Linked DNA regions of Mus musculus: all the other regions are linked to region 1. Evidence: chromatin loops called from intact Hi-C (ENCODE). Cell type or tissue: heart. All regions are shown on one strand.

The links. Hi-C counts contacts between places; a loop is a spot of excess contacts. Peaks named below come from ENCODE experiments on the same cell type or tissue, not always from the same donor. Only the 100,000 strongest peaks of a DNase experiment are listed, where the experiment ranks them.
Region 2: it touches region 1 in a loop (3-fold over the local background); 4 of 42 quality-filtered maps call a loop at or near these places.
Region 3: a loop joins it to region 1, with 2.9 times the contacts of the local background. A loop is called at or near these places in 2 of 42 quality-filtered maps.

What each region holds. Positions count from the first base shown.
Region 1 is chr5:53,994,612-54,002,611 of GRCm38, forward strand. Stim2 (stromal interaction molecule 2) reads left to right here and starts at 3,912. Exons shown (of 12, transcript NM_001081103.2): 1 at 3,912-4,423. The coding sequence starts at 4,273. Gm30601 (a long non-coding RNA gene) reads left to right here and starts at 640. Exons shown (of 2, transcript XR_376962.2): 1 at 640-1,506; 2 at 1,791-2,002. In heart, a CTCF peak has its summit at 4,848; DNase peaks (open chromatin) are centred at 850, 3,700, 4,230 and 4,490; H3K4me3 peaks cover 4,166 bases; H3K27ac peaks cover 3,403 bases.
Region 2 is chr5:54,069,917-54,077,916 of GRCm38, forward strand. It overlaps Stim2 (stromal interaction molecule 2), which reads left to right. Exons shown (of 12, transcript NM_001081103.2): 3 at 5,364-5,478. Among named protein-coding and RNA genes, the nearest start is that of Stim2, 75 kb to the left of the region's middle. In heart, no CTCF peak of the experiment used is centred here; no DNase peak of the experiment used is centred here.
Region 3 is chr5:53,805,488-53,813,487 of GRCm38, forward strand. It overlaps Tbc1d19 (TBC1 domain family, member 19), which reads left to right and starts at 4,140. Exons shown (of 21, transcript NM_144517.4): 1 at 4,140-4,371. The coding sequence starts at 4,273. In heart, no CTCF peak of the experiment used is centred here; a DNase peak (open chromatin) is centred at 4,124; H3K4me3 peaks cover 1,485 bases; H3K27ac peaks cover 1,078 bases; H3K27me3 peaks cover 288 bases.

The DNA.
Region 1 (8,000 bases):
TCTGAAGCGCTGGCATTCTAGTTTGCACCATTATTTGAATCTGGTAATTTTCAGCTATGACATTTTTACTTTTCTCTTCATCCAGTTTCACTCATACAGGAAATGCCAATACCGTTCCTACCACAGGCATTAGCACTTATCAGAGATATCAACATCTCTCCCACAACACTTCAAATTAACCAGTAACAGAGGACACTGACTTTGATTAGTCACAAAACACTGATCCACTTGGCTTTGGTGGGTAGATTTGACTTTCTTTTGTGGGCTGGCTCTAGAAAAGCTTCCTTTCTCTGCTCCCCAGAGAAAGATGCACAGGTTTTCGCACCCTCAGTAAACTGGGTGAGGCATAACCTTTTCATACTGGATTGAGGTAGCAAGTGGCTTACAAGTGAACAACTTTCACTACTCTTCCGCCCCCCCCCCCTCACCCCCGGCCCCAGCCCTTTTAGTGCTTTAATGTACTCCACGACTTGAAGACTATACTCATATTTGCTAACTTTCATTGCTTCTACCTTGAAACCCTATTAGCTGTTATTACTTTGAGTATTTCAAAGTTCTCAGGACCTTAATTTCCTGGGAAGCTATGAAAGTGGTCCAGTTCATAACCCGGTTTCCCCAAAGAGGACTCTTTCTTGCATTTCCCCAGAAGCTATCTAAGAAGGGCAAGCAAAGAGCAGTTGTCCACGGTGCTCCTCTACCCTGATGTGGCAAGAACCCCCCACTCCTTGGGGTCACAGTCAGGCTGGGGAAGCTGTGGGCAGGCGCGACCTCAGTCGGAATTCCCCTGGGTGATACTTTCATCCCGCCTCACGCCCACAGCGCTCCCTCCTAGAGCTACTGCGCCCGCCCACGCGGTGATGTCATCACCCGGGTGTCGGGCGCGCGCGGACGGTCCGCCCACGGAACCCGGGCGCGCTCTGTGCCAGAGTCGCGCACCTGTGGCGGCCGCCAGAGTCCGTGGGCATGCGCGCTGCTACGGGGAGGCTCCTGAGCTCGCAAGCGGAGATCCGGTTCTCCTAGTTGGAACCTGAGGCAGGCTGTGTGGGCCGTGGGGGAGCAAGGATAGAGGATGGTGAGGGTTTGCTCCAGAGATGGGGAGGAGCCAGTGCAGTTCTTTTGCTTTGGGTGTGCACTGAGAGTTGGGTTCATCTGCAGAATCGAAAAGCCTAGGCAAAGTGAGATGCGTTTAATCCTAACCTAGGAGCACCTTTAGCATACACGCCCAGAGCCTGAGGCCAGAGTCACTAAGTACAAAGCACCTGGGTGCCAGGGACCCAGGGAAGGCTTTCTTTGTTACTATTTTTTCCACTCCACCAATAATTCTGTGGTGCAGGTATAATTGGGTTCCTAATTAACTTGCCTACGCGTCACACAGAAGAGCCGGAGTTGAGGTTTCTACGAGGTTGGTCTGATAACAAAGTTCAAAGCTGCCCATCAGACACGAAGTCAAGACTGTGTTAAAATAAGACCGAGAACACATTCTGAAGATACACGGCAAGTTGTGAGGTTTGGACTTTAAAGGAGGGGGCTGGGCTGTAGGAGTAGGGTGGCCAACAAGGGAAAGGGGTTCCAGGAAGATTTTGATGGAATTTGGCAAGAGAAGCACCAGGCAGGAAGCTCTAGGTTACCAGGGAAAGGAAAGGGAACCTGGGCAGAGGACGTGATTATCACCGCCTCAAGTCTTGTGTTTATGTGTACACTTTGCAAGTGTAATTCTCGATCTAATTCTACGGATGGGTTTTTTTTTTTTTTTTTTCAAAGTAATGGACTTGCTCTTGCCTGTTCCCTAGGCCTATGCTATGATGCACCGGAACAATGTGCCCCTGAGTAACAGTGTGCACCACGGCTGCGCAGCCAGAAACATCGGTACCCATAAAACAGATCTATAAAATAGAGGGTTTATTCTAGCCCGTGTCTATCTGAGAGAGGCCGCTATGGTGAATGCTGGTTCCTTACCTGTGGTCCCACTAGAGAGAAATAAACATTTATGATTCCAAATCCATTATCGGGTCTCAGTGTGCCCTGTGTTTGAAAGAAATCGTATGCCATCTTTGTTTAAAGAAGCTCGGGCCCAGTGGATTGCTAGTTTTTCCTGGTTTTATATTGTTATTGCTGTAACATAGTTTGTACTACCCACGTTAGGAACTAATTCCGAGTCAGAACCGTGTAAGAATCTATAAGGTAATAGACAAAAATTGTATCTCCTGTCCAAGATGGTAAAGTTCCCTAGGAAAGGACTGTTAGCAATTTTAGAGCTTCAAGTTCTGACTTATTTGACATTTCCAAGTGTTTCTTAGTCTGCTGAATATAATACCCCACCGTATAATACTTTGCTCGGCGTATATGAGATGTTCAGTAAATACTGATGAATTAAATGATGCCTCCTGTAGAGTAGGAAAGGAACTTATTTACTTCCTGGTTATCCGGTGCCTAGCAGTTCTGTCTACTCAGCAAACACAAGGCTTCACTGCCTTTCAGCAAGCAAAATAGAAACTTACTGTTGCCCGGTAAGGAACGGCCCCACCCTCCAACATAATGCCCCTAAGAAGTATGTCAAGAAATAATTGTGGTTGATTAGCCTTGTTATTATTCCTGATTCTTTTCTGCAGTGTGCATCTTCCTCTTCCACTACCCGACATTCTTTTGGTCAAGCTTCCTAAGGAATTGTTATGTATTTGACTTCTTGACTTCTGGAACAAACTGATCTAAACTGCAAGCCAACAACAAAATCCAACAGTAGTCAGACCTATGTTCTTAACAATCCTAGCTTCGAGTTCTTAAATATGTGTGTGTGTTCAACACCTCCTTTTACATTTCAAAGGTTTTCTGAAGAAATGCTTTGATATGGGTCTCTGAGGTATGTAGCTTGCCTCTGAGTGCCATTTACCTGGGTCACATCCTGAGGACTCCTACCACAATTGAAACAAAATAAAAAAACAGCCAACAACAATAACAACAACATAGTCCCATTGCAATGGTAGCATCTACTTGAAGAAATAGATTCCGGTTCTTTTCCCCTTTTAGATCAATTGGATCTGGAGCAGAATTGCAAGAGCATCCACAAAACTGCTTCATTGCAGATAAGCAAAATGGTCAAGTCTATGTTGTAGTTGGGGCAACCTGTTCAGCTGGCAGTCTATAGAAGTGGTGGTTTGGCAGATGAGTGGCAGTGACTGCCTTCAGTGTCAGCATGGAAAATAGTAAGAAGCTAGAGCACATTATTCGAACATTTCCATTCAGTAGTTGATAAATCGGGCCATGTCCATTTATTAGCTATGGGCCGGTGGGTTGGTTAAGCTATTTTAACATTTCAGCGCTTGGGTTTCGTCACATGTAAAATGGCGATGAGATTGAGTTACACTATGCCACTGTAAATTGCTTAGAGAAATTCCTAGCACTCTGGCACAAGGTATGCGCTTTGCCAAATGTTTGTCAAGTAAATACAAAGCTAGGCTGGGTTTCCCTCCGCTTCTACAAAGCTGGCAACCGGTAACCCCCACCAACATCCAAGTTAGGGGAGGCCGCTGTTTCCCACTGCAAGGTTTTTTTTGACCCACGGGGTTAAAGCACTCAGAGGATCTGCGACGTCGATACGCTTTATCCAGGTCTCCAGGCTGCCCATCATCAGATCACGGCGTGGGCGAGACTCACTCCTTCCTCCCGCTCAGCTTCTCTGGCTCCTGAAGCACAGCCTGGGCGGCTGTCCCACGCCCCGCCTATCGGTCTGGGAACGCCCCTAGGGGCGGGGCCCACGACCACGCACGCGCAGTGCCGCGGCGTTGCGCCTGCGCCGTGGCGGGGCTGAGGGAGGCGGGGGATTGGTATGAGAGCGAGTGTGTGAGGGGAGGGAGGTGGCCCGGCCGAGCGTGGTACTACGGCGGGCGCGGGCCGGAGGGGGCGGGGGGATGCGCCGCGGCGGCGGCGCGGGCGCTGGGCTGGGGCTTGGCCGCGCCAGAGCAGCGGATCCCGGTGTCGCCGCGGCAGCTGCGCGGGTGTCGCGCTGGGTCGGAAGACGCCGTACCACTGCGCTCCCCCACTTTTTTTTTTTTTTTTTTTTTTAAATAACCGGAACCAATGAACGCGGCGGCGAGCCGAGCTTCGCGGGCCGCCGGTGAAGGGAGCGGGTCAGCACCCGGCGGGAGTCCGCTTCCGAGGCGGCCGGGCCCCGGGCAGCTGGCGGTGAGCGAGTGGCCGGCGGCTCCTGTGAGCGCTCCTCCCGCCGTGGCACCGGGCCGGGCCTCGGGCCGCCCTCTCCGGCGGCGCTGGGCAGCAATGCTGCTCTTCGGGTTGTTGGTGGCCGGCGTGGCGGACGGATGCGATCTGGTGCCCCGGCACCTCCGCGGGCGGCGCGCGTCGGGATCGGCCGGAGCGGCGGCGTCTCCTTCGGCTGCGGCTGCGGGCGAGCGCCAGGCGCTGCTGACAGGTGAGGCCCGTGCGGGCGACGGGCAGGCTTGGCGGGACTCCCGGCAGGACCCCATCCCCCGAGAGGGCGCCTAGCGGTTGCCTTGGCGCCGGTCGTCGCACTTCGGACGCCTTCCTAGTCCACCGACTGGCGCCTCTACTGTGCTTTCTTCGCCCTTAGTGGGCTCCTGCGAGCTTCCCAGCTGAGCAATGCAGTGGTTTCTCTTTCGTGCTGCCGAAGGGACCAGTGGGGTCTGTAGGGGACTGGGCTCATTTCCCCTCTTCCCAAAGCCGCCAAAGAAAGTAGGCGGCGGCAGCAGCAGCAGCAATGCGGTATGGAGTTGGCCCCTGTTGCCTTTGCAAAGGCGGCTGGCAGCTTCTTACCGATCGAGAGCCGGGCTGAGCGCCCTGTCCCAGGGGAAGCTGCTGAAGAGATTCTTTGAGAGCCACAGCACCTAGTGGCACTAGTGGTTCTGTGTTAGTATGAAGAAACGTCAAAGTCTGGTGTGTTTTTGTGGGGGTACGAGGACGCTTTAAGGGATGGAAAGTATATGCTGTTTGAGAGCATCACTGGGTGACAAAGGGTGCAGAAAGCGCAGCAGGTAACCAGAAACACACCTACAATTTACCAAGTGCAGGATATTTGTGACGTGGATTTGGGCAGCATAGTTCTGATGGAGTGCACCAGTACCTTTTTTAAACACAGAACGTTCTAGCACTTACTGAAAACTTGCAAATATGTTTGGTAAGGTTAAGTAGAAAATTGTATGCTTTTACAGCCTTCGTTGTCTTATATAACTGATCTGGTGTGGTTTAAGCAGTGATGTAAAGGTCCTGAAATGATTTCCTGGGGCACAGTGCTGGAGGTAGAGTAACTTATTTTTCTTGCTGCTGTGTTTATTTTTAAGGTAGATCTCTAGGTTTTCTGGAAGAACAGCAGGATTAAAGAGGAATAAGATGATTCACTGTTAATTTAACTGCAGTGGTAGCCCAACAGGCGTCTGGGAGTTACTAACAGCTGCTCAGCAAAGTGTTCAGGAGTCTTTAGATCATAGCAGCTTTCCTCTGAGTTCTGTGACAGGCTATTTCCTGTTGCAGACAGAAGAAGGATGTCGGTAAGCATTGTCAGGCACTTTGAGAGTTGGAGGGTATAGAGCATAATGATTAGCATACTCAAGGTACTCAAAAAACTTACCAGATCCTGGTCAGTTGAACCAGGCAAGTCATCACTGGTTGCCTTGGATAAAGGATTATAGAATGATCTTTAGGGACGTAGTATGTAGGGAGGGATATATTGGGTGGTTTCATGCTCAAATAGTTATTTTCTAACAAAAATATGGCAAGTGTGGAAGGGAACAGTGTTAAACTAGTTAAAACCTACACTAGAGTGTAGGTTGAGGGCTTATTGTCTCCCCTAGGAGTGGAACGTTAGCTTCTAAATGGTATAGTAGTGTGGGTCCCCCCACCTCTTTGGCAGAAATGTTTGATTACATAATGCCTTAACAAATGTGATTGACAGAGAGGCAAGTGATCTAGAACTTTGGTGTTTATTGACTCTTCAAGCAAGTATGTTTTACTGAGAACATCAAGAAATCAGCGCAGATGGACTTCTAATAAGCTGTAACCCTTTTAATTTTCTCTGTAGTTATTTATGGCACAGTTGAAAAGACGCAGTGATTCTTAGTGGGAAAGATCATCACACAAAGTGAAGTTGTGCTGTCGTGCTTTTTAATAAATTTGCTGAAATGTTGACCTCGGAATTATTTCTGTTTATAAAAGATCTCTTTTTTTCCCCTTATGTTCAAATATTAATTTTAAAACGTTAAACATTTCCACTTAAAGTTTCAGATTTTACAACTGCTCAGTATCTAAGTTGAATAATAGAATTTTAATAAGTTTATGAAAATACAGTCAGCAGGGCTGGTGTTTAGGGAAATGTAGATTGAAAAATGACTTGTGAAAGTAGAATGTGTTGAAAAATGCTTTGAATTGTATGGCCTCTGTAAGGCCCTTTCTCATTTAATAGTTTTTGTGGGTAGTTCTCTTTTATGGCTCCATTTGTTTTATTAAACCTGGGACATAAATGGATGGCGATACTTCACACTTCAGGAAGTGGAGCCACAGGCAAACCCTGTTACATTCCAGACAGTGTTAATGGATAGATGCAGACATGAGCATATGAGAGAACTACATTTTATGTGGATTTTGCAATCTGAAAACTTGTGAAAGAACTGTGAGAGAATTTTTCTCCGGGGTTCCCTGTGAAAGTGGCTGTCTCACTGTTGACATGTCTAATAGTTTCATAAACTGACAGCGACCCCATTCTCTGTTTTCCTTCCCAGATTAGCACTTTTAATACTTAACCGTTAGGAGCTTCTGAGGCGTTTGCTTTTTATTAAAACAGTCCAGAACACACCTTTACATTGAAGCTTACTTCCAAGGGTCTTATGTTGGTGTATTTTTAGAACAAATTATCTTTAAGTCTGGCTTGTTCTTAGTTTTGAACAACAACAACAAAAGTATTCTTGCAGAGATAGGCAATGATACCATCAAAATCAATAGATCCATTGTCTTACATGTTGTAGTAATATAGAACCAATATTTATAATATCACATAGTAAAATATTTAAATTGTATATGTGCATATGCATGTTTATATTTTTAGTTAAAAAAGTAATCCACATGATTAAAACCTAATTCAGATTAAGGATTGAAGGCTGGAGTAGACAGAGGATATTTTAAATCCGTACTTTTGAAAACCTTTTTTGTTTAATATATACAGCATCAATGGATTGAGCCAGAGTGGAGTGGTTGAGCTCATCAAAATATTGAAATAATTGTTTCTGAGAAATCATGGAAGGGCAAAAGTATGCAAGCTATCTCTCTGCCTCTTCACTCTCTGTCTCTGCATATATATGTATGTGTATGCACAGAAAGCTCAGGTTGGGAAAATATGTAGAATAACAACACTGTTTTTTTTTAAACATATACACACACAGCTAATTGTTTCAGAATTTTTAAACAACCAACATTAGCTTTAAAATACTCTATAATTTTGAATCAATTACAGTAACATTCTTTAGTGCTTATATAAATATTTTATCTTAAGATTTTATCACTTCACCTATTTGGTATATTACAGGAGTATAAAATGAAAAATTTAAGGTATGTCTTTTAGATGTATTAAAATCTTAACAAACCCCACTATTCTTAGTTCAAAGTATTATAGCATTTTGAAGGGCCACTTTATCCAGACGTGTTAAACCGCTTAAGCCGTGGGGCATTCACTAATTTAGTTGGGAATTTTTCAGGTTATCTTTGGAAAAATACTAATCCAAGCTTTTAATTGTCACTCACCCTACACTCCTAAGACATATCCAGTAGATACTGCCTTAATAATGCCATTTCGAGTGGTTGGCTGGATCGTGCTGTACATATGCCACGTTGAGTCATGCCATGCTGGTGTTTACATTGTGACAGCAGACTGTGTTTTCCAGAACCTTCTTTTGATGCCTTCCTGCTATTTCGTTTTCTTCTGCAGTCTTTGGCTATTGCTGTATTTACCTTGTATTGTCAGTCACAGGACTAAAGAACCTGTT
Region 2 (8,000 bases), 75 kb after region 1:
TAATCCCAGCACTCGGGAGGCAGAGGCAGGCGGATTTCTGAGTTCTCGAGGCCAGCCTGGTCTACAGAGTGAGTTCCAGGACAGCCAGGGCTATACAGAGAAACCCTGTCTCGACAAAACCAAAAAAAAAAAAAAAAAAAAAAAGGTAAGAAATTCACTTAACAGTGAATAAACTCACCATAAAGTAGAAACATCTGACTTATGTCACTGTTATGGGTTCTCTGTTAAAATCTTTCTGCCTCTGTCTCTGTTGCTTTATCTACATAGGGAAGTTTTTTGGTTTTGTCTTTTTGAAATAACATAGTTTTAATCAGTCTTCTGTCTATATATTTGGACTAATTTGGTGTTTTTCTAATGCCATTGCGTAGTACCACTTTTTAAATTAATGGGCAGACTAAAGGAATCCTAGATATTTTGCATTGTAATCATAATAGTGAGGAGGCATCATTGATGTAGCTCACACCATCCTGATGATTTCAGTGTTGGGTTTCTCACTGGCAGTGGTGGTGCGAGCCTTTACTCCAAGCACTCAGGAGGGAGAATCAGGCTTTGAGTTTGAGGCCTACAGAGTAAATTCTAGGGCTACCCAGTATTCAACACTTCCCCCACAAACAAACAAACATCCTCAAGGGTTTTTTTTTTTTTTTGTAAATTATTGATTGAATTATCTATCTCTTCTTTATTGACTGGCCTATTGGATCAGTATTATAAATAATGGTTAAGGTCTAACCTACCTTTACTGGAGTTGACAGTAATTATGAGGCCTGTTGGGCTGAGCTCTTCTGAGAATGGATTTGAGGAAGTCATTCTGGTGCATTTATTACCGGTAGGCTGTGGCTTGTCAGATGGGTTTTGATTTTTGGTAGCTCAGTGTGGTGAATTGATGCCGTAGCAGCAGGGAGTTAGTTGCAACTAACTGGGTGGAATAGAGTTATGTATGTGTTAATGTATAAACTGCCCAAGTGATTTTCCAGTTTTTATCAACATTGAGTTTAAATATCTGAACTTAGGAACTGAAAACTTTTTCACATTTTAAATAATTTACCATTTGCTATAAGGTATTAGTGAGAACATAGTCCAAGTGTGTTCTTTTGTATTTTTTAATTTATTTACTGACTGACTGAATGACTGGCTGGCTGGGATGGGGCACGAGTGCCACAGCACACCGGTGGAAGTCATAGGACAACTTAGAGGAGTTGGTTCTCTCTTTCTGTGGCTCTGGGTGTTGCACTCACTCAGATCTTCAGGCTTGGTGGCGTGTGCTTGTGTCTCATCTTTAAAGTGAGAATGTGGCTGAAGAGGTAGCTCATCAGGCAAAGGCATTACCACCAAGCTTCATGGAACCCGAATGGTGGAAGGAGAAACTCCTTTCTGCTCTATCCTGAAATTCCACATCCATGAACATGCAATTAATTTTATTTGTGTATTAAAAATATTAATAACAAATTAATAAAATAAAAGAGTGGGCACAGGAGTGGCAGTTTTCCTGTTGTGTGTTCTTCCTTCTAAGATCCTACACTAAGCTATCTCCATGTTACCCTTAAGTTGGTGATAAGGACCCATCTGCTGTAGTGACTCACTCACTAGGCCTTGAGATCGCATGATATTTTGACGACATGTGTGCTTTGGGAAAGTCTCTCTGCTTCCATCGTCAGGGAAGAGGCTCTAGTTTTCTTCCACATTTTAGTCTGGCATGTTTTGTTTTAGAATATCTTAAGTGGAACTCCGTAATATCGGGAAGTAGGAGACAGAAGAGAAGTTAAGTGACAGTGGTACTCAGACTTTGAATGTATGTCAGATTCCAGAGTTTTGAGTGTGGTGATAAGTCGTGTCTCTTGAGTATTGAGGCTTATTGGGGGTCCAGATTTTATATACCAGAGAGTAGAATAAAACCTGCGCAGTCCAGGAATTGAAAGTAGGAAGTCACTGAGGCGGCTCTGGGCCACCTGTGCGTCCATCTAACCTCTTCCTCTCTGAGTTACCTCTGCTGCTGTCCTCACTTGTTCTCTGCGTGTTTATTGGCGTCAGCTGGTCACTTAGCACCTGGTTCATGGCGACTGCTCCTGCTATGGTACTTTTAAAACCAGAGTATTTACCTCCTTGAAGATCCAGAGTCATAGCTAAAGCATGGACTTCCATGATTTTAATTGCAGGGTTTTGGTGTGTGTGTGTGTGTGTGTGTGTGTGTGTGTGTGTGTGTGTGTGTGTGTGTGTGTGTGTGTGTGTAAAAACCCTATCATTCTTGTATAGTTGCAGTTCTCCTTTAGGTGAGCTATCTGCCCTCTGATCCAGTAGCTGTGTAAGTGGGTGATAGAGTCGGGGAGGATGATGGGATATAGGCATGGGGCTTTATTAAGATAGTAGTTCTTAGGGGAAAGGGCTGAAACGAAACAGAATAAATGTCCAATAATAGTTTTAGTGATATGCATTAGCTTTTATTACAGAAGAGTCACAAAAGCAACAGTACAAAAAACGTGATAGATATTACAGGTGCAAAAACTGAAATGTGTTTAGTGGTACTAGAATAGCTTATTTAGTATGGCTATCCCTGTGACTCCCTTTGAAAAGCATATATAGTAAGCACTTATTCACAGAGCAGTCCTGGTTAGTACTGTCAGCTTACGATTTCTTGGAGGAGGTTTGTGTGTGATTAGACATGTCCACCAAGGATGTTATTTACTTAATTGAATTTCAAATTTTGCTTTCAGATTTCTCAACTCATGTATTTTAGTAAGTTAAATGAGTTGTCTTTTGCTTATCTTTTTAGTTATTTATGAATTTTCAAAATTTCTCTAGTTGGCCTTTTTTTTCCCCACCAAATTAATAGCTTAGAGAAATCTGAGCGAGCAGGCACAATTTTGTGTTTTATAGGATAGAGAGGAGAGCTTAATGGAGCCAGATGTGCCTTTGAGTTTGTTGTTGCAAAGTTTTATTATCCTGTGGTCATGTTTGCTTAAAGCAAAAGTATTTTTAGATAATTCTAGGAAAAGTATAATTCCATCTATTTGGATTTTACCTAGCTTTCTTAAAAATGGTTATTTTATTGTTGGGGGAGGTTTTGGGGCATCCCAAACAACTCTAGGGGAAGTATCCTACTCTTGGTACTAGGGTTATTGTTTAAGAACCCATAGTTTTTGGAGGAACTTTTTATCCTGTGTAGGGGCGCTCCCTCTCACATGGAAAGCACACACATGGAGTTTATAGAACAGTAGGCTTCCACATTACTGTTTCAAAGCTTCCTAGTGTTAGTCTCCTTCTCCCCGGCTCTGCCTTCCTGCCTTCGCCTCTTTGCACTTAGGCCTTCCTCTCCATTCTTCTCCCCTTTGCCTCCATGTCACCAGTGTTCTGTTACCCACACTCCCTCTTGATTTGTTAAGCACACACTTCATATATAGCCATCAACTTATTCTGTAATTTCTCAGATATTAGCTAAGTATCACATCTCATCCACATGGATGGAAACTAGCTCATTTCTAAAGCCACAGAACTGTCCTTTTCAGTGACTAGTGCTCACACAGTGAGGAGGATTTCCTGGGACATTCTTTTTGATGTGTATCCCATAAATGGAACAGTTGCTATTTGTTCCAGCTGACTGGACTGTTTCCAAAGCTGGCTTCCTCTTTGCTCAGTCTCTCATCATGCTTTTCAGTCTCGATTTTCTATTCAGCCCTTGGATCTCTTCCAAGAAGAGCAGGTTCTAAGCATCTCAGGTACAGTGATCCCACATCCCCTAAGTATTCTACTAGATCCTAAAGATAGCAGTTTGGAAGAGTAGGAAGGGTGGGCGGGAATAGCCAGACAAGCCCTTTTAACTATACCTTTACAAAAAGTTTTGAAGCTTAGAAAAGTAAATGATTTGCTTAATATTATTATATAGCTGTTAAGTCGTTTATTCTTGTCAAACCAGAATGTTGTCATGTCTGAGATGCTGCTGATTGTTAATATATAAAAAAATAAGAACTTTGCTTTTTGGGTTAAAGACACTTGGGACTGTGACTTTCTGCATTCTGAATTTCTGAAACAGTCTATGATCTTCTTTTGAAACTAAGTAATAGTCAAGACAGATAAAATAAAATAACAAAACAGAAGAAGAAGGAGGAGAAGAGGAGGAGAAATGTTGAGTTAGAAAGCACAATGATTTAAAATATTGTATATTTAGAGTAGTACTTTTATTTGGAGAAAGTTTGAGGAGGTAAATGATTTACAGGCTATAAAAAATAAAATTTTTAAATTTATTGAACAGTGGAAAAGAAATATTAAAGATCTGGTTAAGTTTTAACAGAGCTTAATTTTGCTGCTTTATCTCTAAATATTTTAAGGTATGCTTAATAAGGGTATGCATAGGTTTATAAAATATGCTAGTATTACATTGTAGCCTACTTTGAGTAATAGCTTAGATGGTAGAAAAATACTATGGTAAAAGTGATTGAGATTAGTGTTAGTTTTGTTGGAAATACCTCATCACTGATTGTGTGTCAAAATGTAATATTGTGACAGTAGCTGAACTGTGTGCTTGACTGTAGCTTGTGACATTGGTTGGTGTCTCAATGCTTGTCCATTGTCTTAATCTTGGGCATGTTACTTAGCCTCCCTCGCCTTGGCTTCTGTACTGGCTAGTTTTGTGTCAACTTGACACAGCTGGAGTTATCACAGAGAAAGGAGCTTCAGTTGAGGAAATGCCTCCATGAGATCCAGCTGTGGGGTGTTTTCTCAATTAGTGATAAAGGGGGAAAGGCCCCTTGTGGGTGGGACCATCTCTGGGCTGGTAGTCTTGGGTTCTATAAGAGAGCAGGCTGAGCAAGCCAGGGGAAGCAAGCCAGGGGAAGCAAGCCAGTAAAGAACATCCCTCCATGGCCTCTGCATCGGCTCCTGCTTCCTGCCCTGCTTGAGTTCCAGTCCTGACTTCCTTGGTGATGAACAGCAGTATGGAAGTGTAAGCTGAATAAACCCTTTCCTCCGCAACTTGCTTCTTGGTCATGATGTTTGTGCAGGAATAGAAACCCTGACTAAGACAGCTTCCCATTTGTGAAATATCAGTAGTGCCTTCCTCACAGGACCATCACCAAGTTCAGACTCTATGGCTTTCTAAATCTTTGTGTGTGTGGATGTGTATTCACATGCAGTGTAAATAAATGTAGACTCATATCTATTAAGTGATAAACTTTGAATAAAAACCTCACTGCCTCTGTTTTCATGATTAGAAGACATTTTGTAAAATGTGTTTAGCAAGCATGAGAAAATGGCTTAAAATACCAACAGTGTATTAGTGTCTGGAAAAAAGACACCACATAACACTCTTGTTCTTAGTTTATCAGGCCCAAAGGATCTTACTTATGTTTAACTTAATGTTTTCTCTTTCATAGTTTATCAGAGAAGATATGAAATATAAAGATGCTACGAATAAACATAGTCACCTGCACAGAGAAGATAAGCACATAACTGTTGAGGATTTGTGGAAACAGTGGAAAACATCAGAAGGTAAAACTGTGCAGTGCTCTGGAGCCTTGGCTTGTCTGCTTCTGCCCTGCTTGGCATTGGCAGCCCTACTAATTGCATATAATTATAGAGAAGATCATGTTTCTGTGAGAATATTTATATTTAAAAAAAAAAAAAAGACTTTCTTAGAGGCTGGGTGTGTGGTGCTGCATTCCTAGCAGTTGGGAGGCAGAGACAGGTGCAGTTTTTGTAATTTCAAGGCCAGCCTGGTCTACAGAGTGAGTCCAGGACATCCAGGGCTATTACACAGAGAAACCCTGTCTAAAAAACAAAACAAAATAAAAAACAAAAAAAAAGTACCCAAGGAGCTAAAGGGATCTGCAACCCTATAGGTGGAACAACATTATGAACTAACCAGTACCCCAGAGCTCTTGACTCTGGCTGCATATGTATCAAAAGATGGCCTAGTCGGCCATCACTGGAAAGAGAGGCCCATTGGACACGCAAACTTTATATGTCCCAGTACAGGGGAACGCCAGGGCCAAAAAAAAAAAAAATGGGAATGGGTGGGTAGGGAAGTGGGGGGGGGGTATGGGGGGACTTTTGGCATAGCATTGGAAATTTAATTGAGGAAAATATGTAATAAAAATATTTAAAAAATCTAAAAAAAAAAACCAACAAAAATAAGTAAACAAAAACCCCTAACTCTTAGATGCATTAAGTTACAGGCTATTTTTATATACTTTGATATCGTATACTAGACTAAATAGAAATGTTTGTTTGAGCTTATTGCGTAAGCTTTTAAATGGTATTCAGATGTTTTATCAAGTAAAAAGAGGAAACTCAGGTTTTCTTTTCAGTTGTGGATGTCTAAAGTCTTCAGGAGCCCAGGAATTTTAAGCTTTTCCTGAAGCCCTCTGTGAACCCTGCTAATGCTGTAATCTCTCTCGTATGCCTTGTATAATCTTGTCCAGTTGAAGACATCCAGTTGAAACCCCCTATGCATGCTGTTTTTCCAATGTATACACATCTTCAACAAAGTATAATTCATAAGTTAGGCATAGTAAGAGATTGTTAGGAATAATAAATAACAAAGTAGAGTAATTATAGCAATGAATTATAAGTAAAAGTTCTGTGATATGTTACTCTTTAGCTATCATTAGAGCAGATAGCATATACTGTTTGGATTCTCTGGACAATTCATGTTCTTACCAGAAAAGCACGAGATTTTTGCTCTTCCTTTCCCTTCTCCCCTTCCCTTCTCCCCCTCTCTCCACATGGCCATGGCTCCCCTCTACTTCTCTACACTTCTCCCATTCTCTGCCTTTCTACAATAAATGCCTTAAAACCAAAAAAAAAAAAAAAAAGCACAAGATTTTATTAAACTACTTAGGACACTCATTTGACAATGAGTTGTTCATATTCCTGGAATTTTCCGTCAGTGCTTTTCTCACTGAAATGGACTGTTAGCTGAAACCACAAAAACTGACACTGTAGTTGAAAGACTCCTGAACTAGCAGGATAAAATTTAGTAATTTGTATTTTATTTCCTTTCTGTTTCTAAGTTGTGTATTTATTTTGTGGACAATAATTTTGTACAGCACAAGAAAAACCTCATGCCCCAAAGCCTTGGCACAGAAACCAATGCCAGGGACTTACTACAATTTAAGCCGTTTCCGAAGTTCATTCAGTTTATTCTGCTTTTCAGTATCCGTTAACCAAATTATCCCTTTTTTACAAATCTCAAACAGTTGTTATGGGATATATTTTTTCCTAGAACTTTGAATAACAAAACTAAGGAACTGAGCAGACTTTTATAAAAAGATAAATAAATTACTAGTTTACTAGATTATCAGTGGTGACATCTGGAAATGGCAGCAGGGAAGCCAGGAGTGCGATTATGAAGAGCCGTTTGGGGATCTTCTGAAGGAAGAGATGTCTCACTCAGATGGAGTCTGTATGGCCACTTGTCACATCTGGAATATTTTTTTTCTTGGACAAAATTCTTTTTAAGACAAAAAGGAGGTGTCAAAAATTACCTCTATCGTTTCTTATTTATTTTACTTATGTTGATTGTTGTAAATGCATAGCCTTGGTTTCTCAAAAGGACAACCTTTCGTAGCCTTTCTGTAGAGATCTACATTGTTTCTGAGTAATCACCTTGAATGAACTATGGCAAAGGAATGTGTTTGTGGGAGCTTTATTGTCCCCATCACAGCTGTGTCCTATATCATCTATTCTTCACCTAGTAGAATAGTTTACTTATAATATAAATCTGAAGTGTTCAACACCTTAAAGTGGCTCACAGAAAAAGAAAAAAAGAAAAACCCAACACAGACCTTCACAAAGCACTTTAAGCCATGCCTCAGTGATGGTCACTTCTTTTACCTTTTGGCCTGTCTTCTTCACTTCCATCCAAATTAGATTGGCCTCTTCCTGTTTCATAGTGTGCAGGGACAGATGTCCTTTTGGCTGGCTTCCTTCTCTTTCTTTAATCTTTATCAAAGGCCAGTCTTCCATTGGAGCCTACTTCCTTTTCTGTTCCTCGTTTTTCTGACACTCAT
Region 3 (8,000 bases), 190 kb before region 1:
AGAGAAGTACATATAAAATAAGAAAAGACATGGAAAGATAAATATCTAAGGTGAAAATATGTGAATGTGTGTGTGTGAAAGTTTGGTGGGACAAGCAAACAGAATGGTGCTTAGAGAACAGAAAAGGCACTGAGCTAGGCAAACTTGCTCTACCATTAGCCCTGACTGCAGGAAGGAACCAGAGAAACTAGGGCATCATTTTCCCCCTTTTTCCTTTTTTCTTAACCAGTAAATCTCCCTTGCTCCAAATAGAACAAATTGTATTTCTAAAGTCCATTTCCATTTGTACAACCAGAGACAATCACTGAGAATTTTATAGAGCGGTTTCCAATTATTGGAATTAGATGGAAGTAATTTACAAACAAACTACTTCTTTCTCAAGTCACCAGGTTTGATCTATTTTTTTAAATATCATTTGCAAATATTCTCCTCTTGTCATATAATCTCAGACCATATTTTCAAAGGGCTATCCTTGACAGCGTACAGTTCAATAAATTCTGAAATACAATGTGCTGAAACAGTGTCTTCTTTTAAAACAAAGGAGAATAATTATCAGTGTAGCTGGTACAGTTCATGGAATAAAGAGGGTGCTTCATAGTACCTCTGGAGTGCACCTCAGTGACTTATGGGAGTGGGAAGGATGTTATTGACATAACTCACATCCTTTCATAAGGTACCACTGTTCAGTGCTTTTCACATGTATGTTTGACTGCTATGCAGTGAGATCCACACAGAAATCAGAGCACAGCTGAGAAAGGTGACATCTTAGGGTTTTATTGCTATGAAGAGACACTATGACCAAAGCAACTCTTATAAAGGAAAAAAATTCATTGGGACTGGCTTAGAGATTCAGAGGTTCGGTCCATTATTGTTATGGTGAGAAGCCTAGTAGCATGCAAGTAGACACGGTGCTAGAGAAGGAGCTGAGAATTCTACATCTCGATCTGACGGCATCAGAAGGAGACTGTGCCACACTGGGCATAGCTTGATCATAGGAGTCCTCAAAGCCCACCCCCACAGTGACACACTTCCTCCAACAAGGCCATACCTCCTAATAGTGCCATTTCCCATAGGCCAAGCATTCAAACACTTGAGTGTATGGGGGTCATATCTATTCAAACCACCACAGGTGGGTTGGGCCCAGAGACCCAATTCTGATGATTCAGAAACACCACTCGGAGGGTATTTCAGGAGATGTCTTTCTGTGACTTTTTAACTTATGCCTCTATTTAGGCAGCTGTAACCACTCAGGTGACTTTGGACTCTGTTATTCACATAGTAGGCTGAGTCAATTGTCACCTTGAAATGTGAAATTAGCGGATTTTCCCAGTCTCTACTTATTCCGGGTACAGTAACGATGTTGAATGCAAGTCCTCTATTGGAGTCTCGAATTGAGACCTTTCCTCTTCAGTTAACTGTGGAACAGGGACCTGAATACAGAAAAAGGTGCACACACAGGTGGGGGAATGATGGGCCTGTCATTTATTAAAGCTCTTTGCATACTCGCTACATCATCCTCAGGGAACTGAGAATTCCTTAAGAGAAGGGATAGTCCTTACTGATCTTTGTACTCCTGCCAGCCTTCCTCTGCAGCAGGTGCTTCGAAAGGTCTTGCCAAATTAAATTGGAAAAAGGGAGCAGAGGGCAGTCTTGAATTGAATCACACTCCATCACACCTGCTTCTATGTCTGTAGGAAACATTTTTTAGTGTTATGATTAAAGGTTTATTTTTCTTGTGTATGATTTGAAAATTAAATCTACACCAACTTCTTGACGGTTGCTTTAATCCTGAACATTGCTCTCTCAGAAACGATTTAAAGCATCTATCTGTACAAAAACTTGGGCTGGACACATCCACATTTCTTATATGTTTAGTTACTTTCTGTTTCCTGTCAGAGTTATGGGATATTATTTTCCATAGTTATGTCAGTTGTAATATCTTACTCATTGACATTATAATACTAGGTATCCTTTCTTTACAGAATACTCTCCAGGATGGGATTTTCTTTCTTTTTCAGGCAAGGAAGGAAAAATCACACAATTCTCTAGGAAGGGAGCTAGGATGTTTTCTGAATGTGGGAGTCTTGCTTCTTTGCCCCAAGACTCTCCTAAGCCTAGGCAAGCATGATTATCTCTCTCCATATCATCCCTTTATTTGCAACATCAAAGGAGCATTTACCACCATTTTTATTTTTTATTGTTGTTCAAGGCCACGTTGCTTTAATCAGGTTCATGATCAGGTGGGTTATTGACTTGAAGGAACTACAAAAAATAGTGTTATATTCACCCACAGGCCTGAGACACTCTGTGTTGAGGAAGAAGGTTTTGTAAAGAAACAAAGATAGTACGATATCTCTTTCCTGCCTGGGTTTTTCTGAACCGGGCAGACCAGGCAGATTATCTAGAATCTGTATCTATCTTCACGGTATCTCTGTGATGGTGTGACAAATGCCAGTATGTGGGAGATGTACCTAGATGGCAGGTGTCCAATCTCACTGAGTTCCTATTGTCTAGCTGCTTTTGTCCCTTCCCTATTTAGAGTTTGCTCTTGGATCCCAAGCATTTCAATCTTCAGGCCACTGTCAGCAATTCAAATGAACAGATCTCACTGGAGGCCTATTGAATCTGAACTCGAGTTTGATTTAACAAAACCTCTTGTGACTCTTAAGCTCATTAACGTTCAATGTAATTAGGCTAAACTAGCCTTTTCAGCATTCTCAGCCTGTTTTCCTGAAATTCTACTCTTGCTGTGCTTAAAAAATATGTATACACACAAAACCAAAATTAATCCGTAAGTATTTTGGTGATATTATTCTAATGTGTATTCTAATTATTCTATTATTCTAATGTGTATTCTAATGTATAATTACACCTTAGGGCGTTTGCTGACCTACTATTGGCCTTTGGATTAACGTTCAATTAGTTAAATCAGTTACTTCTAATTATAACTATGTTTCATATATTTCCTTGAGGACACAAACTGTATTTTATTAAATATTTGTGCTCACACAGTTCCTTGTATGTAAATGCTCGATAAACTGAAAGTTGGACCATGTCTAAAAGATGGAATGAATGCATAGAAATCTAGATGGTAGATTTCTTAAAGACAAGGACAGTCAGGATCTTAGTCATTTTAAAATTAAGAATACTAAAAAAAAAAGTATTAGTAATTGTTGTTGGTTAATTTGTATGTGAAAGGAGACTAATACCAGGATATGATTGTAGATTCTAGAACAGCAGTTCCCAAGAACCACCCTTTCACAGGACTTGCTTAAGACCATTGAAAAAGGGCTGGAGAGATGGCTCAGTGGTCAAGAGCACTAACTGCTCTTCCAGAGGTCCTGAGTTCAATTCCCAGCAACCACATGGTGACTCAAAACCATCTATAACCATATGACAGTGTACTCATATACATTAAATAAATAAACTCTTAAAAAAGACTTCCTTTAAAAAAAGACCATTGAAAAACACATATATTTATATGTGTTTCATAACAATAGCAACATTACAGTTATGAAGAAGCTGCAAAAAAATTATGATTAGGGTTCACCACAACATGAGGAACTGTATTAAAGTGTGGCTGCATTAGGAAGATTGAGAACCACTGCTGTATAAAGCCTAGAGAATAGAAACAGTCGCAAAGGAAACAAGCGTGCAACTTCATGAATTGCTTCTTACCTCAGCCAACTATCAAAACATCCTGCCAATTGGTGTAAATTGAATTCTGCAATTTAAATACATCGCTTAAGTGCAACAGCTAGTATCAGAGCCCATAATTTTGGGGTGTAACCAGCAGCAATTGTGTTCACAGGCGTGTTCTGCAGAGATTGACTGGTGGAAGAGTTAAGAATCTCTATAATACAGAGTCTATATAGTAAATTTCAACACACACACACACACACACACACACACACACACACACACACACACACCACCTCGTTCTCGGTTCTTTTTTGCACATCTGAAACTTTGTGGCTGCGGAAGAACAAGCTTTTGTTCTGTGTTTTCGATCAGACTGGGTAGGAACAATGAAATCTACTTCCCGGCCCTGGTCTCTTTCCGCCCTCGGAACGCATGTGCGAGGTCTTTCAGATGCGGAGGGGACCAGAGAGGGACGGACGCACGGCCCAGCAGTTGCCTGGCAACGCCCGCTGGAGGAGTCCCGCCGAAAAAAGGTCCGGGAGAAGTGTCAGCGGCCAGGAGTGGGACCCTGCAGCGCATTCTTTCCTTGCCGGCGGCCGTCCCCGCGGCTGGCGGGTTAGGGCAGGGGAAATGTTGCAGGAGGAGTCGGACCTGTCCCTCATCATTGCCCAGATCGTCCAGAAACTCAAGGGCTCCAATTTGTATGCTCAGCTGGAACGGCAGGCCTGGGTAAGCGGGGCTGATGGGAAGCTATGGAGACCGGCAGGCCGCAGGATGACCTGCCTGCTACACTGCCTTCACCCAGGCCAGAGCTTTTTGCTCTCTCCACCCCTTTCTGCTGTTTTAAACCCCTCCCTGAGCCTTGCACCTTGTTTGCTCAGACCCAGGAGTGAGGCAATTGTATTTTTTTAAAGATGGGTGGGGCTCATCACGCCCTTCTTCAGGCCAGAGAATGGCCAAGGCTTCTCCCGTTTATTCTTGTAGTCGTTTAAGGGACCTATTTTTTATTTTTTAGATGTTGGACTCACGAGCAGCATGCCTTCCTTCTTTTTTACTTTCTCGTGGATGGATTGGGATCCCATGTGCTTTATTCTAATGTGTCACTTTGTTGCACTTTGCTCTCCCTACAGTGATTTTTTTTTTAATGTGCCCACCTAGCGTTTATTGAATTCATTTAAACAGACTCGGCCCTGCGAGTAGACAGAATAACCAGTAGAGCTTTACTGTATGAGAATGTAGTGTGAATGGAATCCTACAGTACCAAAACTTTTGTGGATGCTTCTGTCCCCGTTAGGATTTTGAGATCCATCCAAACTTGGTATTTTAGTACTTCTGTTCCCATTAGTTTCTCTAGTTAGTACTTACCTGGTGGATATTTAGGTTGTTTAGAGATTATGGATAATGCCAATATGTATATTCTGTGACTTTATCTTTATCCCATGGATTGTCCAGAAAATGTATTGTTTAGTTTTCAAATTTGGGGAGATCTTTCCAGTTTCTTCCTTTTGTTGATTTCAAGTTTAACTCCAGGATGGATAAAATTTATATTATGTTAATTCTTTAAATTTTGTTGGAGTATTTTTTTATTTTTAAGATTCGTAATTTGTTTTCTCTTGTTGAACATCCTTTGTGTACTTAGTAAACATCTTTTTTTTTTTTATAATTTAGAAATGTCAGTTAAGTAGGTTGAAAGTTTTGTTTAAGTGTATCTTTACTGAGTGTGGTATGTGATGATTAATCTTGTTTGTTGACTTAAAACACCTGAGAAGAGGAAACCTTAATTGAGAAATTGATCTCCTAAGCTGCCTCTGTGGACATATGCACGGGGCATTTTCGTGATTCCTAACTGAAACAGGATGGCTGAGCCCACTGTGGGTGGTACCATCCCTAAGCAGGCAAGCCTAGGCTATATTATCAAGGTACTGAATGATGAGCCTGGGAGCAAGCCAGAAAGCAGATCCTCCAGGGTCTCTGCCGTAGTTTCTACCTTGAGTTGCTACACTGGCTTTTCTCCGTGATAGGCTGTAATTTGTAAGACAAATGAATTCTTTACTCCCCCCACACCCAGTTGTTTTGGGGCAGTGCTTTATCATAGCAACAAAAAGCCAAGCAAAATGTGGTGCTTCAGTTAGCATATATAGGTCATGAGTGAAGCAAACTCTGAGATTTTCCCTGTTCCCTTCCTTACACCCTAGACTGCACCCAGCCTTCTGTTACTTCTGGTTAGAGTCTTGGAGCATAGAGAAATTGCCTCAATATTTCTACTACCTCCCAGCTTCACAAGTCTCTCTGCCTATGTGTCCCTTTCCAAGCAATAGGCTGATTTAGTCTGTGCTAGCACCATGGTAGGTGTGGGAGCTTCTGATTCTACACTATTAGTTCATATACCTTATCTGTGCAGGGTCCTTATTAGCCCTGGCTTTTATTTTTCTTTGTTTTGCAACTAAACTCAGCCTTGTATCTGTGGCAGGTGTGTGAAACAGACACACCTGCTCTGGTGTCTGCTAACATCTCTGAATTGGCATGAGGTCCTAGGCCCAAGAGAATTTTTTTTTTCAACCTGTCCACATTGTAGAGAGCTTTTACAACTATTCTAAACTGGGGAGTTATTGCCTGAAATTTTAAATAGAGAGTTTCTGACATTGCTTGTGATTTAGGGTCGTTGCCTCATGGAAGGGGAGAGTATTGTTGATGTAGCAGTTTTATGCTTGTTTTTACATATTTAGCCAGCAGAAGGTACTCTGCAGATTCCTGTGAAACCCTGGTAGATGCTCATGGGAAAGGGCACAAGATGAAAGTGGATTCCTTCTTTCTTGTACTCTGGGCTACTCTAGACTGGTCTGCTAGCTCATAATTAGTCTGTATACTACGTACCTAACCTCTGTGGTTATCTGGATTATAGCTCATATATGGAAAGTTTAAAAGTTAACATCCACATATAATGGAAACTATACTATATTTATTGGGGGGGGGGAGTATGAGTTACCTCACTCATGCTTATTCTTTTTTCAAGTGCCATCCATCTACCTGCAAATTTTATACTTCTATTTTTCTCAATAGCTGAGTAATATTCCATTGTGTGAATAAACTGCATTCCCATTATCTGTAAGTCAGTTGATGGACACCTGACCTGTTTCCAACTTCTGGCTAGTATGAATAGACCAGCAAGGAGCATAGATGAGCAGAAGTCTGTGTAATAGGATGTAGAATCCTTCAATTATATGCTCAAGGGTAGTAGAGCTGAAACATAAGATAGCTCAATCCCCAGCTTCCTGAGAAACCACCACATTGATTTCCATAGTGGCTGTACACGTTTGCACCTCCCTTTGAATAGAAATGAATAGACATTCCCCCTCCCCTGCATCCTCACCAGCATGTGCTATCAATTTTTTTTTGATCTTCGCCATTCTGAATGAGGAAAAATGGTATATCAAACTAGTTTTAATTTGCATTTTCCTGTTGGCTAAGGTTGTTGTACATTTCTCTAAGTGTTTCTGAGCCTGTTGGGTTTCATCTTCTGGAAACTCTCTGCTTAGTTTTGTACTCCATTTTTTAAAATGAAATGATATTTTAAGAATCATGTTTTTAGTTTTTATTCTTCTATAGTTCTTTATATAGTCTAGATACTAACCGTTTGTAACAATTTGCAACAGTTGATGAAGATCATTTTCCAGTCTGTAGGCCAATGCTTTGCCAGACGATCATGTCCTTTGCTGTAGGAGAGGCTCTCGTAAGGAAGGGGAGATAGAATATATTGTTATGGCGACAAAAAGGGGAAATCAGAATTGGATGATTAAATAAGGAGAGGGATAGGGAGACCACTGAGAGAGACAACTGACAACAAAGGCAATTGGAAACACCAAGTCGACACCTACACCTACAGAAGCTTTCTAAAATATATACACACGTGAAAGGAATTTAAATGAAGTTACCAAATGATAGGGAGACAATGCCCCAAGTAGACATTTTAATACCACTGAGTAAAATGTCCAGTGCCAGGAATGGGCTACTATTGTTAAATTGGTCAAAAGGGTCCCATGGACATGCCTTCATCCCCAAATATCGCAGGCTGTTGCCAAAGCTATCATGCACTCTCCACAACCTGCACTATTGCTGAAGAAAACATTTGTCTGTGTTATCAGACATGGAGAAATCAAGCTGGTGCCTAACTAGAAGCTTCAGTAGTATTGACCAGCATTCATGGTACCAGGAGGTATCCTGCACACTACCAAGGAAGAAAAGTAATAATCAATATCTCTCATCTACAACCTCTGCAACGAGCAGCAGTGACTTGCCTGCGAGATTATACTGGTGCAATATGACACAGTATTAAGGGAGAAACAAACATTAAGGCCCAC